2 separate regions of the Homo sapiens genome follow, and region 1 is linked to region 2. Evidence: chromatin loops called from intact Hi-C (ENCODE). Cell type or tissue: PC-9. All regions are shown on one strand.

Region 1 (8,000 bases), 73 kb before region 2:
AAAAATAAATAAAAAAGAAAAAGAATAAACAAAACCTCTGAGAAGTATGGGATTATGTAAAGAGGCCAAATCTATGAATCACTGGCATCCCTATAAGGGATGGGGAGAAAGCAAACAAGTTGAAAAGCATATCTTAGGATATCATCTATGAAAACTTCCCCAACCTTCTAGAGAGGCAAACAGTCAAAATCAGGAAATAGAACTCCTGCAAGATTCTCCACAAGAAGATCATGCCCAAAACACATAATTGTCAGATTTTCCAAGGTCAAAATAAAAGAATGTTAAAGGCAGCTAGAGAGAAAGGGCAGGTCACCTACAAAGGGAACCCCATCAGACAGTGCAACTCTCAGCTAAAACCCTACAACCCAGAAGAGAGTGGGGGCCTATACTCAACATTCTTAAAGAAAAACATCATCTTCAAGAATTTCATATCCAGCCAAACTAAGCTTCCTCAGTGAAGAAATAAGATCCTTTCCAGATAAGCAAATGTTGGGGGAATTCATTACCACCAGACCTGCCTTACAAGAGATCTTGAAAATAACACTAAATATAGAAAGGAAAGACTGCTACCAGCTCATACAAAGACACACAGACCAGTGTCACTGTAAAGCAAACAAGCCACCATAATAACCAATTAACAGCACAAAGACAGGATCAAATCCACACTTATCAATACTGGCCTTGAATGTAAGTGGGTTAAATGCTCAATTTAAGAGGCACAGAGTGGCAAGCTGGATAAAAAAGCAAGATCCAATGGTATGCTGTCTTCAAGAGACCCATCTCATGTGTAATGACACTCATAAGCTCAAAATAAAGGGGATGGAGGAAAACATACCAAGCAAATGGAAAACGGCAAAAAGCAGGGGTTACAATTCTAATTTCAGACAAAACAGATTTCAAACTAACAAAGATAAAGACAAAGTATATAATGGTAAAGGGTTCAATTCTACTAAGAGACATAGTTGTCCTAAATATATATGCACCAAACAGGAGCACCCAGATTCATAAAGCAAGTTCTTAGAGACCTACTATACAAAGAGACATAAAGTCTCCCACTATTATTCTGTGGGAGTCTAACATTCCACTGACAATATTAGATCATCAAGGCATAAAATTAATAGATATTTAGAACCTAAACTCAACATTGTACCAATGGATCTGATAGACCTTTAAAGAACTCTCCACTGGAAAGTAACAGAATATACACTCTCTCATCACCACATGACACATACTCTAAAATTGGCCACATAATTAAACATAAAACAATCCTCGGCAAATGTAAAAAGAATCAAAATCATACCAAACACTCTCTCGGACAACAGTACAATAAAAATAGAAGTCAAGACTATGAAAATCGCTCAAAACCATGCAATTACATGAAAATTAAACAATATGCTTCTGAATGACTTTTGGGTAAATAATGAAATTAAGGCAGAAATCAAGAAGTTCTTTGAATATCATGAAAATAAAGATACAACATACCAGAATCTCTGGGACACAGCTAAGAAAGTGTGGAGAGGGAAATTCATAGCACTAAATGCCCACATCAAGAAGTTAGAAAGATCTCAAACTAACAACCTAAATTAAATGGAAAGAATTAAAGAAGCAAGGATAAGTCAACCCCAAAGCTAGCAGAAGACAAGAAATAACAAAAATCAGAGCTGAACTGAAGGAAATTCAGAGACAAACCATTTAAAAAATCAACAAATCTAGGAGTTGTTTTTTAAAAAAAAATTAAAGTAGATAGGCCACTAAATAGACTAATAAAAAAATTAAGACAATTAGAAATGATGAAAGAGATATCACTGACCCCACAGAAATGAAAACAACCATCAGAAACTACTATAGAGACCTCTCCACACACAAACTAGAAAACCTAGAAGAGATGGACAGATTCCTGGACATATACACCCTCCCAAGACTGAGCCAGGAAGAAATTGGTTTCCTGAACAGACCAATAATGAGCTCCAAAATTGAATCAATAATAAATAGCCTACCAACCAACCAAAAAAAAAAAAAAAAAAACAAAAAACAAAAGCCCAGAGCCTGATGGATTCACAGCCAAATTCTACCAGATGTACAAAGAAGAGTTCATACCATTCCTACAGAAACTATTCCAAAAAAACTGGGTCGGTTGCAGGGCGAGGACTCCTCCCCCACTCATTCTATGAAGCCAGCATTATCTTGATACCAAAACTTGGCAGAGACACAACAAAAAAAAACATCAGGCCAATATCCTTGCTGAACATTGATGCAAACATTCTCAACAAAATACGTGCAAGCCGAATCCAGCAGCATACCTAAAAGCTAATCCACAACAGTCAAGTAGGCTTCATCTCTGGGATGCAAAGTTGGTTTAACATATGCAAATCAATAAATGTAATTCATCACATAAACAGAACTAAAGATGAAAAACACATGATTACCTCAATAAATGCAGAAACGGCTTTCAATAAAATTCAGTCTCAGCACTCTGGGAGGCCAAGGTAGGCAGATCGCCTAAGGTCAGGAGTTCAAGACCAGCCTGGCCACCATGGTGAAACCTTATCTCTACTAAGAATACAAAAATTAACTGGGCATGGTGGTTGCACCTGTAATCCAAGCTACTAGGGAGGCTGAGGCAGGAGAATTTCTTGAACCTGGGAGGTGGAGGTTGCAGTGAGCCAAGATTGCACCACTGCACTCCAGCCTGGGCAACAATGCAAGACTCCATCTCAAAAAAAAAAGAAAAAGAAAAAGAAAAACAAAAACGAAAAAAAAAAAGTTAAGAAAAAGAAAATAATGATCTTGTGGTTCATATTCTGATATTCTGGCACTCTTTCAGAGTGTAACAAGACCTTCTAATTAGACTTCATATAAACTCTCTACTTTTAAATATCTTCTTTTCTTTTTTTCTTTTTTTAACAAAGATTGGCAGAGTAGAGACATATCTTTAAGGGAGAATCTTCCTACTTAACTAATCATCTGTCCATCTGTCCATCCTATGCCTGTCTTCTTTCTCCTTTTTTTCCCTCAATATGACCACATATTGAACACCTACAACATGCAAAGCATTGTGCTAGGTTGATTCCTATTCCTATTTCCAAAAAGTCTTAGCTGCCCTCTTGGAATCAGCAAACAGCTACATATATAGGATTCTTGGAGTATCCTTTTTCCATTGCTTATAGAAACACACATATGCTTTGCTCCTTGGACTGCTAACCCCACTAAGGAAACACTGTCCCAGAGGGATAGTTCCTTTCCATATAGAAACAGTGATGCAGCACTGAGTAGGCACTCAGTAGTTACTGAATAAATTCATCAATAGCTGTGACAGCTTTCCCCTCTCCATGCCAAACTCCTAAGTAAGCTTTGAAAATCCTTCAAATTTACTTCTATTCCTTTCCATTCTACCATTTTTGAAATGGAAATACGTGAAGGAAAATGGATCCTGAATAATTTCAGCCCAAATTCCTGGAGGAAAATAGTAAGAAAAGGGAAATTGCTACTTATTTGGAGCTGCCCACAAGTTAAATTTTTATGATAAGATAAATTCTCATTATTTCAGCATTACCTCCTTCCTAGTAAAATTTATCATTGGTAGCTACCCTCATTTGCATTATTTAATATGCCCTGCTAGGATAATGTTATTTTTATTTTTTTTCACATGTCAAAACAGAGGCTTTGAAAAATTAAATAACTGGCCACCCAAAGAAGTCACTGGGTCAAAGATGGGGCTAGCATGGGGGTTTGAACAACCTGTTTAAGAAGGGACAGGTGCTGAATTAGTGGAATGTAAGAGTTGGCACTGAGCAATAGGCAAGCCCAAAAGAAAGAAGGCTGACTCACCAGGAAATGGAATTAGCACAAAAGGTCAACTTTCTCTCACAGATAAAGGAAAACTCACAAGTCATATCCCCGACAGGACAAAAACAAAGCCTAGACACTTCAGCAAAAACATAGCATGCCCAGAATATGACTTTTCTAGGAAAACTTTTGAATAACACTTACATATGGGAAAAATGTTTTAAAAACTGGGTACATATTGGGATAGAAAGAATATTCAGGTACGCATTAAGGATATTTCTAGATCTCTTGTCTCCTCTGGGTACAACTAGGTGTACAGAGAAAAATATTTTAGGAGTTTTCATTTCAAAATAAACAGAACAGGAAAATAAAGAATTCATTAAAAGAGTATAAAATTAATTTTAGTTGCAAAATAGTATGACTACCATTTAAACTAAGAAACAGCTCTTCTAGCGCTGCTACTACGGGTTCAATTCATTACAACTGATAAGATGTGGAGGACATGAAAGGGAGAGAAGGGTTGGACAGGAAAACCTTCAGGAAGATGGGGGAAAGCCACTAATAGTCATTGGTTCTAGCAGTCCATTAAAACATTTTCCAGCCTGCTTATTGAAGCTGTGGAAAAACTGGGGACTCATATTTCTCACTCTAGGATGTGGAAAGTTTAAATTACAAGAAGATGGAAAGGGAGGAAATGGCAAAAGGAAGGAACACCATGAGTTAGTTACAGCTAATCTCAATATATGGATATTTCTTAATTTAAGAAATGCAGGGAAAATCAAACAAAACGATGGGGATTATAACCAAACTGCCATGAATTTATGTACCAAAAAAGCTGAAAAAACAGGGCTTTCTTAAAGCTTATACAAATGAAGAGAAACATTAGACTGTGTACTTCATTATTATAATAAATACCCATTGAGCAGGCTGTCTACATAATGCATGTACATATAAGAGGGCAATAAAAAATCAACTGGGCAACTTTTTATTGTCCTCATATATACATAATGGGGCAAGTATAAGTCAATGGACCATTCTGAACATGCCCATATCTAATGAATTGGCAGCTATCACTTAGATATTAGAATTGCTACTATTCATTAAATGCTTCCCATGCTGTGGGCATATTTTAAGGAAATTTACATGTTATTTCATTGAATTCCTCTAGCAGCTCTGAAGTATTGTTACCCTCAGATAGATAGTAGATGAGAAAACTGAGGCTGAAAGAGAGTAATAACTCATCCAAGGACACATGGGTAGGAAATAGAGAAGCCAAGGCTTAAGCCTAAGGATAATTCTCTCAGAGTTCATGCTCTTTCTACTATGCCACACTCTTTCACCTCCATCTTACTCTGGGGTATGATGAGCTTGATGAGGTAGAGAAAGGCTTCTAATGACATGGAAACTAAAGGCAGTACTCCTCAGGAGAGAGGGCTAAATAAGAGTATTTAAGATGATAGCATGGAAAACAGACTGCATGTTGTAAACACCTAGTGCAACGCTTGGCATATTGTAGGTGTTCAATGTATGGTCATGTTGATGGAAAACAAAGAGGAGAAAGAAGGCAGGCATAGGATGGACAGATGGACAAATAGTTGGTTAAGTAGGAAGATTGTCCTTTTCCTTTGAAGTTTACAGGGATCTGTGTGAAAGCCAAAATTTCAAAGAAACGGAGGGAAGCATACACAGCTGAGGTTGTGCCAGAGCTAGGGTTCTTACAGGAGTGGAAGGACATCATCCCATCAGGACATGAAAGTTGGAGACATGGTCTCTAGGACTCCAAAGAGAAGGCATTTTTATCCCTTTGCTCATGCAAGATAGGCAAAGCATTTAAATATTTGGGATTAGAATATATTATATTCTATATATATATATTTTCTGTATGTGTGTGTATATATAAAATATATACTCTCCCAAACTTTTGAAATCCCAAATATGTTAAAAAAAATACATATATATATATAATATATATATGGCTATATATGTAGGGGAATAGGTATGTATATATATAGATAGGTATAGACACAGGCAATTGCAAGATATATATACCTATATATACACACACACCTTACAATTGCTTGTTTTGTCATTTACTTTTGTTAAACTTAAAGCTGTTTCTGTGTTAACTTGTTTGCAAGGATTAGTGTAAGAGAAGAAAGTGATTTTTTGGTTCCTTGTCTTTTCTCATGCCTACTGTAGGTCATGGTAGGCTTTTTTTTGTCAACATTACAATCTGAATTTTTAGCATCATATTGTAATAAGCTTTCCCTTGTTTTCCTGATACACTGAAAAAATTTAAGAGCATTCATGATGCTGTTGAATGTTTCTTTGAAGAAACAGATAACAGGGGCTGGGCGCAGTGGCTCATGCCTGTAATCCCAGCACTTTGGGAGGCTGAGGTGGGTGGATCACGAGGTCAGGAGATTGAGACCATCCTGGCTAACAAGGTGAAACTCTGTCTCTACTAAAAATACAAAAAACTTAGCCGGGCATGGTGGCGGGTGCCTGTAGTCCCAGCTACTTGGGAGGCTGAGGCAGGAGAATGGCATGAGCCCAGTAGGTGAAGCTTGCAGTGAGCAGAGATCAAGCCACTGCACTCCAGCCTGGGTGACGGAGCAAGACTCCATCTCCAAAAAAAAAAAAAAAAAAAAAAATTAAAATTAGAGAAAACCTGAAGTGTTTGGAGGTTTTGATCAGATGTATTCTCAAGTGGAGGGCTTCTATGAAATAGCATAGCTCTAGGAAGGGGCAGTTAAGCATGAAACCCTAGGTAGCATTAAATAGAAGGCAAAATAAAAGTTGCATGTTTTAAACCACATTTCTTAAAATATCTTAACATGTCTGAACCATGCCTAAGCCTATTTTATCAAAGTTACCACTAAAAAATTAGCTAAGTGTCTTCAATTTACATTTCAAACATTTCTAGAGTAAAACTCTTTTTGGTCACTTTCCTTGATGTATTGGTAGTAAATTATATTTTTTACAATATACATGTATTTCATGAGTTCTTATTAATATAAAAAGTAAGGCATCATTTTCACCCTTTCAGAAAAAAAAAAAAACAAAACACAAAAAACACAAAACCAAAGAGGAAATGTCACCATCCAAAGACAACAATCTTGATATTTCCTATAGGGCTTTGTGTGTGTCTTGGAATGGAGAAGGATGATAAGCTTCTATAGGATTCTCAGGCAGCCAAGATCAAGACATGTGCTCTTCTTGCTCTCTGGGACTCACTGCCTCTAAGAGAACTGTGGTCTAGGAAATCCACTGTGATGGCTGTATTATCTTAAGTCTGTAGTTCCAAAAAGACAATAGAAATTCTACCCACCCTACAAAGTAATAATCCCATCTCTAGAAAATCAGGCACAATGAAGTAATTCTTTAAATTACAGATAGTATATAAAATGACTTCAATTTTCCAAACAGTCTGCATGATTTTGCATATTCATAGCTCATAGATGACTCCATAGTGACCTGGCAGCAACCTCTCTCCTAATTGGGGCCTGATTCCCAGGTTCCAGGTCTCATTTTCATTCTAGAGAAGATTCCCGCACAAGATTGTTTTATACTTAAATCTAAGGAGACTCACAGGTTTTTGGTTTGCATTTCCTTTTCTAGACAGAGGCTACTGATTATATCCTGTACTAGAATAAGTTCCTGTATACCCTTTGATATGGTTTGTCTCTGTGTCCCCACCCAAATCTCACCTTGAATTGTAATAATCCCCACGTGTCATGGAAGGGACTTGGTGGGAGGTAATTAAATCATGGGGGCGGGTATTTCCTGTGCTGTTCTCATAATAGTGAATAAATCTCACGAGATCTGATGATTTTATAAAAGGGAGTTCCCCTCCACATGCGTTCTTGCCTGCTGCCATGTAAGACGTGACTTTGCTCCTCCTTTGCTTTCTGCCATGATTATGAGGCTTCCCCAGTGGAACTGTGAGTCAGTTAAACCTCTTTCCTTTAAAAATTACCCAGTCTCAGGTATGTATTAGCAGTGTGAGCATGGACTAATACAGTAAATTGGTACTGGTAGAGTGGGGTGCTGCTATAAAATTACCTGAAAATCTGGAACTGACTTTGGAACTGGGTAACAGGCAGAGGTTGGAACAGTTTGGAGGGCTCAGGAGAAGAAAGGAAAATGTGGGAAAGTTTGGAATTTTCTAGAGACTGTAGGGCTCAGAAGACAGGAAGATTTTGGAAAGTTTG
Region 2 (8,000 bases):
GAGAGACCAATATAGCCAGTTTTATTCAGTTATGAGATTTGGGTCAGTTTAGTTTTCTAATGCCAAAGCAAAGAGACAAATTGACCGCAAGATTCATTGCATCCAAATTAAGAAAAAATAAAAAATGAAAAAGTGGTTGCTCAGGCAAAGCACAGCTTTTCCTGATATCAAGAAAAATCTGATAAAAAGTGGATCAATCTAGCAAAGTTGTTTGGATACTAACTATAGCTGAAATAAGGTACATTCATGAAATGTTTGAAAAACTAAAAAGAACTTCATTATATGGCAGTACTTCATCATAAATTTCCAACATAACCTTGTACTAATAGCAGCTCATTTACTGAGCACTTACCTTACCAGGAACAGGGTTCACGGCTTATGTGGATGATCTCATTTTGTCCTCACAGCATCCTCCTCACAGAGGGTGGGTGCTATTATTAGCACCATTTTAAAGAGGAGGAATCTGAGTCCCAGAGGCCAAGTAGTTGGGCCAAAGTTGTAGGGCTACCAAGCAGAAAACCAGCTCCAGCATGCTAAACCACTTTCCAGCACAAGGCTGAACTTTTCCCTTCTCAAGTATTTGCAGTTCGTGCTACTGAGCCTACTCCTTGGACAGCGTCCCTCAGCTGCTTTTGCTTGCAATCGTTCTCATACCCGACTACACACATATTAGAATTACCTGGGAAGCTTTAAAAAACAAGCCTTTTGGCTCCACCCTAAGTAGCTCTGATTCAATCCATCTGGGGAGGGACTTGGTATCAGTATTTTTTTTTAAGTCACCTTAGGTTGTTGACCATTGAAGGTGAGGTAAACACCTGTTTATACTTAACGATAAATGAAGATTTGCAAAATAAGTGTCCTGTCAAATACATTGGGGGCTGGTGTGATTGCACAATGGTCCATTGTGCTGCTGCTCTTGGCTGGCCCTATTTTGGGCAGCTCTAATGAGAGTTGATACACTTATAACACCTCACTTTGTCAGCTTTGTGGCTTCAGTCACAATTCCGTGTTAACACAAAAAGTTTCGTTGACATTACATTACATTAATTTGTGGTCAGCCTTGAAAGACTCTTCTGATTATTTTTGCTATGTAACAAATCATCTCAAAACCTAGCGGCAGGTAACACCACCATTTCATCATGCTCACAGATTCTATGGGTCAGAAACTTGGACATCGCAAGGCAGGTGTGGTTTATCTGTGCTCCACAGTGTAGCAGCTCCAGCTGACTTGATTGTACTGGGCAGGAATTATCTGGAGGCTTCTTCATTTATAGATCTTGCCTGGGCTGGAATGACTTGAAGGCTGGCTGCAGCTGAGACTGTCAACTTTAACACCTTACACCTGGGCTCTCCACACGGCATGGCCTCTTCCTCATACCTTCTGAGCCTCAGGATAGTTAGGCTTTTCACCTGGCAGCTTGGGGCTCTGGGAGTGAATGTTTATTCCACCTGACATCCATGGTCTTTTCAGCTTCTTGGTTTTTTCTGTCCCTACTTTGGACAATTATTTTGCATAATTTCTGCTGAACTGTAGTGGTTAAAAACAGTCACAAATTTCCTCAAGAGGAGGAGACCAAAAGCCCCACAAGTGCTTTTTAGCCTCAAGGATAAAATCCATTATTACGTTTCCTTCAAAGTATATAATTACCATCTTAATAACTGTTTAAATATTTATTGAATAAACTGGTAGAGCCAATTCATTATATAGTTTATAATGGTTTTTATACCTGTTGGAAGATAAATACAACTGTATTTAAAGTGCACTTTGCGGTTGGGCGCGGCGGCTCACACCTGTAATCCCAGCACTTTGGGAGGCCAAGGCGGGCGGATCCCATGAGACCAGGAGTTCAAGACCAGCCTGGGAACATGGCAAAACCCCGTCTCTACTGAAAATACAAAAATGAGCCAGGCGTGTTGCCACGCACCCGTAATCCTCGCTACCTGGGAGACTGAGGCATCAGAATCGCTTGAACCCGGGAGGTGGAGGTTGCAGTGAGCCGAGATGGTGCCACTGCACTCCAGCCTGGGTGACAGAGTGAGACCCTGTCAAATAAATAAATAAATAAGTAGTGCATTTTGCAGTGCATGTACTGTTACAATCTAACTGAAGTATTTTATTGTTACCCCTGCTTAAAGCAGTATAGATGCATAACTATGTCTGTTTAACTTCATTCCATAGTGAGACAGAGACACTTGGTTTCAAACATTTTTCCTTGAATATTACTGTGCAAGTTGTGCTAAAACATAATAAAATAAATAAATAAATAAATAAATAAATAAAAAATAAACAAAGTGCCCTTTGCTTAGCAAAGAATGCATCTAATCAGGCTCATTCAGGGTGGTCAGAGCAGGTTGCTTATGGAGAAGAGATCCACGCCACACTCTGCTTTCAAACAGCTTTTCATCAATAGATAGCATTGCTTATAAATGGGGTCTGGGAAAAAATAATGGCCTCAGTCAAGCTAATCAATTTTTCTAGATAATAATCCAAAGTGAATGTTGTATAGTATTATTACTTACCAATGTCTGTGATAAGTACAGCCAAGTTTGGGGTTTTCTGGATACTTCTTTTAGTTTTCCTTTAATTTCCAGGGAGCAGGTTATAATTACAGGGCCTTTCAGTGATGTTTTAAGGATTATTTTCATCTCACTGCTGCGTTTCTTATAAAAATGGAAAGTCCCAGATTTGTATTGGCAGATTGGATTAAAATTCATCACTCGCTGCATTTTTTCCAGGTCTATTTCTTAATTACTTAAACTGATTTAGGTAATTAGTTGGCTCTGTACCAATCCTTTACTAAGTTTAGTTTGAGTTTTGTTTCAGTGTTGTCATAGGATGAATAATGGCCTCTTAAAGACAGCCAAGTCCTAATTCTCAGAACCAGTGAATATGGGTACCTTGCTTTGTAAAAGAGACTTTGCACGTGTGATTAAGTTACAGATCTTGAGGTGAGAGATTATCCTGGGTTGTTGGGTTGGGCCAATGTAATCACAAGAGTCTTTATAGGAGGGAGGCAGGAGATCAGAGTGACTCACAGCAGATAGAGGCAAGAGGTTGGGATGACATGAGAATGAGGTCAAGAGCCACAGAATGCAGATGGCCTGAGAAGCTGATGGAGGCAAGAAAAGAGATTCTTCCCACGTCCCAGAAGGAACCAGCCCTGCCAGCACCTTGACAGTAGCCCAGGGAGACTGATTTTGGATTTCTGACTTCCAGAACTATAAGAGAAAAAATTCTCATTGTTTTAAACCATTCAGTTTATGGTAATTTGTCACAGTAGCCATAGGAAACTAATACAAACATTGACGTCATTCAAGACATACAGCTGTACATTTCATTTGATTGGTTGAACTATTGGGGTTAATATTTATTCCTACACCAAGTATCTAAGTTTACTTCATTGCTGTCAAAATGCAAACTACTGTTGGCTTAGATTTTATTGATGACTTGAGAAAATGTTATATATGTTCATCTATAAGGAAACCACTAAGTTAAAATTCAGAATTAAAAATCAGATAGAGTGGCTAGTCATCTTACTAAAGGTTGTTTTGTTTAGGCAAATTTGCTGCATGAGTCATAAATATCATGGAGCCACACTAAAACATTTCAAAAGTGAGTCAACTTACAAAACTGCAATTTGCTTCCAAACTCTTCAAGGACATCTATTGCATAAAGAAATCAAGCAAGGAAGTAAGTAATGAATGTAATGAACATAATGAATACTTAAAATCCATTCAAATTCTCTTAAAAAATTTTTTTAAGCGCAAAGGGCTGTAAAATAGGCTTGGCATTATTAGCCAAACCCTTTTCCTTAGATTCTCCATTTGTGCCCAAATGTACCGAGTTATTGTAAAAATAAAATAGATAAATTATGTGGCGGTGCCTAGATTAGTATCTGGCACATGGTAGGTGTACAATAAATATCAGCTGAGTGTGAATGGAAGGGGTGTTGGCAGCTGCGTAGCAGCAGATCTTGTTCATTGGCAGGTGATGGATGCCACCTCCAGCTTAGAACTGAGAGAATGCCTTTTCCTCCCTTTCAGTAAAAAAGAGGATAGAAAAGGTCCCTTCACTCTGGCCCTGTGCCAGGGCCTCCAGTTATTAATATTAGTACAGTAAATAACTAGTGTCTGCATGACATGTTTTCAGGCTGTCACATCTTAACAATGTTAGAGAATCTGTGAACAAGAAGTGAATTTTGAAGTACTTAATATGTGTTTTACTTCAGAGTTCCCTTAACAGCAAGACAACAGATCTAAGAACAAGTGGTTATTTTAGTAGATCACTTTTGTTCAGCATTTAGGCAAATACCTGATTGATTAATTGCTCTTTCTCTCTTCTTTTTGTCAGTTAAATGTTAGTAAAACATTCTCTCTCAAAGTGATGTGGAGTGTATTGTAAGCGGACTTACTGTCATTGACTGTACACATGAGCTGTTCCAGAATTTAGCTACATGGCTGAGAAGCCATGAGTAAAGAATAGGAAACACTTTTTTTTTTTTTTTTTTTTTGAGACTAGGTATCCCTCTGTCACCCAGGCTGGAGGAGTGCAGTGGCACGATCACAACTCCACTGCAGCCTTGACCTCCTGGGCCCAAGGGATCTTTCCACCTCAGCCTCCTGAGTAACTGGGACTACAGGAGTACCCCACCACATCCAGCTAACTGTTTATTTTTTGTAGAAACAAGGTCGAGGCTGCAGTGAGCCATGATCGTGCCACTGCCTGGGTGACTGTGAGACTCTGTCTCAGTGTGTGACCCCCAAATGCAGTAAAGCTCTCTTTCCAATCTGAAACTATATAAATCAATGTTTTAAGCTAGTTGTCCTTTCCAACATAGTATAAATTATTTTTGTAGAGGAGTGATTCTCAACCAAGGGAAATTTTGTCTCCTAGGGGACATTTGACAATGTTTGGAGACATTTATGTTTGTCACAACTGGGGGTGGAGTGCTACCAGCATCTAGTGCGGTGAGTCCAGAGATGCTGCTAAACAACCTTCTGTGCACAGGACAGCCCCTGCAACAATGACCCCAAACATCAGTAGTGCCAAGGCTGCGAAACCCACGAATAAGCTCATGTAGGGAATGACATGGGTTAGGGAAGGGAGCTTGTTATGAGCGAAAGCTAGCAGTTGTGTTCCCTGTGAACATTTTGCTAGTTGCCTAGCTGCAATTTCGCAATGTCGATTATTACTTAAGAGGAAGTAAAGCATGCTCAGACTGAGTGGGAGATGCAGATGTAAACTTTCTTAACTATGATAAGGTTCCTCTGCCAAGGACACTTAGAAATATGATTTGTGCATTTACAGAAATACAAAACATTTAAATGATCCATCTTCTCAGTTTTACTTTATTTCTGAAGAAAGCACTTGCATGAAATTCTATTCTTTTGCTATTCTTAGGCATAGCAAAAGAATTCTTTGATGGGAACTCCTCACCATACCAGGAAATGTATTCACAGTGGAAAGCCCTACATACTTTCTTGTGGAGGCTCAAGTCCACCCACACTAGGCAAGGCATTGCCTATAAATGCTCAATATTCAAAAGCGTAGGCCAGTAGTTGGGTCACCACCTGGGAGCTTGTTAACAGTGCAGAATCTCAGGCCCTACCCGGACCTACAGAATCAGAGTCTGCATTGTAACAAGATTCTTCAGGGATTCCCACACATGTTCAAGATCAAGAAGTACCGGAATGATCTTCATTCCATGGTAATAAAGCCCTAATATTTGAGATTGCAAATAAAATGGATTTTATTCTTATCAAAATATGTGGGGATTTGTTTATGACGAGCAATGCTGGATTGGGAAAGTTGGTTTACCTCTTAAGCTTCAGTACTGTCATTTCTATAAAGAAGGAGCGAAGATGAGAAGATCTCTAACTTCTTTTCTCACATTGTAGGGAATATCATGTTTTTTTTTTTTCCAGTGTAAACACAATCCATACAGTCTGGGTTGTCCTGCTGAGGGTAAATGTGAAAACCAGAGGGTCTCTGGCCAGTAGATGCCAGAGGTGCACAGAGCTATGTTAATAAACAGTAACTGAATTCTTATGCAATTCCACCTCCAACCTCGAAACTGAGCCTACTGAAGGGGTGTGCCCCTTGGTTGGCACTTGGGCCAATTCTTTGCATTGGCATTCTCTGCCTCAATGTTTGGCTGAACATTGTGTATAAATTAACCCATTACTCAGAACCAGCACAGTCTGCAGAAGTGGGCTCTGCCTGGGAGTGCCAAGGGGTACTGGGCCATGCCCACTGCTCCTGGCCCCTGGCCACCTCACTCGAGTGTTGAAGTAGAGGTTGTCCAGCTACATTCTAGCAAACACTGTCTGAATATAGACAGGCTGGGTGTGGGAGGATCTTATAGGACAGCTCACAAAGATAAAATGTGATCTACAGTTCAACTTGTTTCAAAAACTACCTCTGGCAAGTGATTTCGGGAGATAGTACTTTTGCTTTTTTTGGTGCATTCAAGAGACTGCCTTAGTTTGAATGCTGTAATTATTTCCCACTGCACACATATATCAAAACCTCACATTGTACACTTTAAATATATATAATTTTTGCTTGTTAATTATACCTCAATAATTATACCTCCAAGCTGGAAAAACATACATATTTGGATATTAGACTACATGTGAGGATACAAAAATGCTTCATTATATATAACCTAATATTTTAAATAAAATATTTGGTTGCCCAAAATTTACAAACACATGCAAAATAGAAAAGAGCAAGAGACTGCAAGATCACACTTGCAAGCCAAATCACAGACTCCACCACACCTCTGTTCCTATAAAATAATGGAGGGACCTTGAAAGTTACTTTTCCTTTGAAAAAGATGGAGTAATTAAAGTAGAAAAATAAAAGTTATTTTTACTATAAACTTACTATATTTACTAAACTTACTATATTTACTTACTATAAACTTACTGAACTTATTATATTTTCCTATACTAGGGTATAGGAAAAATATGTTTACTATTGTATAGGTTGCCAGTGTAAACTGCTCTATGATCTAAAGTTGTGAATAATGCCACATTTCTTTGTTTACCAAGTCAAATTAGAACTAGGCCCAGCTGCCAACCATCAAGTGGCAGAAACTCCGGATTACTTTCTCTCTCTGGTCATTCAATAATTTGGAAGGCTTGAGCCTTGCCTCTGGCAGATGGTGAGGTTGGAGGCCTGGGGTTGGTGTCCAAACTGGTGGCTACTGCAGACCCCGTGCTGCTCCTCATGTCAGGCTCTGCTCACACTGGTTCACTGCCATTGCAGTCCCACATAAGTTCAGCTTCCTGCCTGGCCAGGGCAGCCCTCCACTGATGGATTCACTCCATGGTGAGGTTACTCCATTCCCACTGTCCCATTAGGAAGAGTTTGGACCTTAGACATAGAAAAGACTAGCCCTTCCACCTCCTAGAAGGAGAATGTTTCTCTTCCATACCTGGCTAAAGAGCCACAGGGTTCACTCCTCCTGCCCCTCCATGAAGGGCACCCACAGAAGAGACACATACAGGTTAAGTTTCCAGCCGGTCAGCCTGCTTTACTGAGTATGTTAACTTTATAACACTTTCTTATATCTAATTAGAGATAGAACTGATATTTGAGTCAACCAAGGAACTTAAAAAATGCAGATGGATCTCTGCTGGAGCAAAGCTGTGTTTTTTAAAGCTCTGTGTGTGTTTCCAGTGATCTGCTGGCTTGGGAATCACTGGAGAAAAGAAAAGCACATACTTAGGAGTCAAATAGCCCAGGATTGTGATTCAGCTCTGCCACTCACTGTTCCTGTGAACTTGGGCAAAAAATCACCTCTCTGAAACTGTAATTATTATTATTTAATTTGTAAAATATGTTTAAAAAAAGAATCTCAGTCTTTCTTCTATCACAACGGTAAAAATTATAAAGCAGTCATTACTACTTGATGAATTTTTAAGCACTGTATTGGGAATTTGCTTTGTTACAATCTAAACTGTTTGGAGAGCAATTGGCAGTTATTTTTAGA

The links. Peaks named below come from ENCODE experiments on the same cell type or tissue, not always from the same donor. Only the 100,000 strongest peaks of a DNase experiment are listed, where the experiment ranks them.
Region 1: a loop joins it to region 2, with 2.9 times the contacts of the local background. A loop is called at or near these places in 4 of 110 quality-filtered maps.

Annotation. Positions count from the first base shown.
Region 1 is chr7:17,440,710-17,448,709 of GRCh38, reverse strand. The region is part of intron 1 of LINC02888 (long intergenic non-protein coding RNA 2888); the gene reads right to left. All of the region lies in intron 4 of LOC105375172 (a long non-coding RNA gene), which reads left to right. Among named protein-coding and RNA genes, the nearest start is that of LINC02888, 70 kb to the right of the region's middle. In PC-9, no CTCF peak of the experiment used is centred here; DNase peaks (open chromatin) are centred at 89, 481 and 3,839; H3K4me3 peaks cover 414 bases; H3K27ac peaks cover 1,470 bases.
Region 2 is chr7:17,367,408-17,375,407 of GRCh38, reverse strand. It overlaps LINC02888 (long intergenic non-protein coding RNA 2888), which reads right to left and starts at 491. Exons shown (of 3, transcript NR_110015.1): 1 at 353-491. It overlaps LOC105375171 (a long non-coding RNA gene), which reads left to right and starts at 3,562. Exons shown (of 4, transcript XR_927074.3): 1 at 3,562-3,691. RefSeq lists an enhancer at 2,749-3,948. In PC-9, no CTCF peak of the experiment used is centred here; DNase peaks (open chromatin) are centred at 3,027, 3,607 and 5,177; H3K4me3 peaks cover 418 bases; H3K27ac peaks cover 3,538 bases.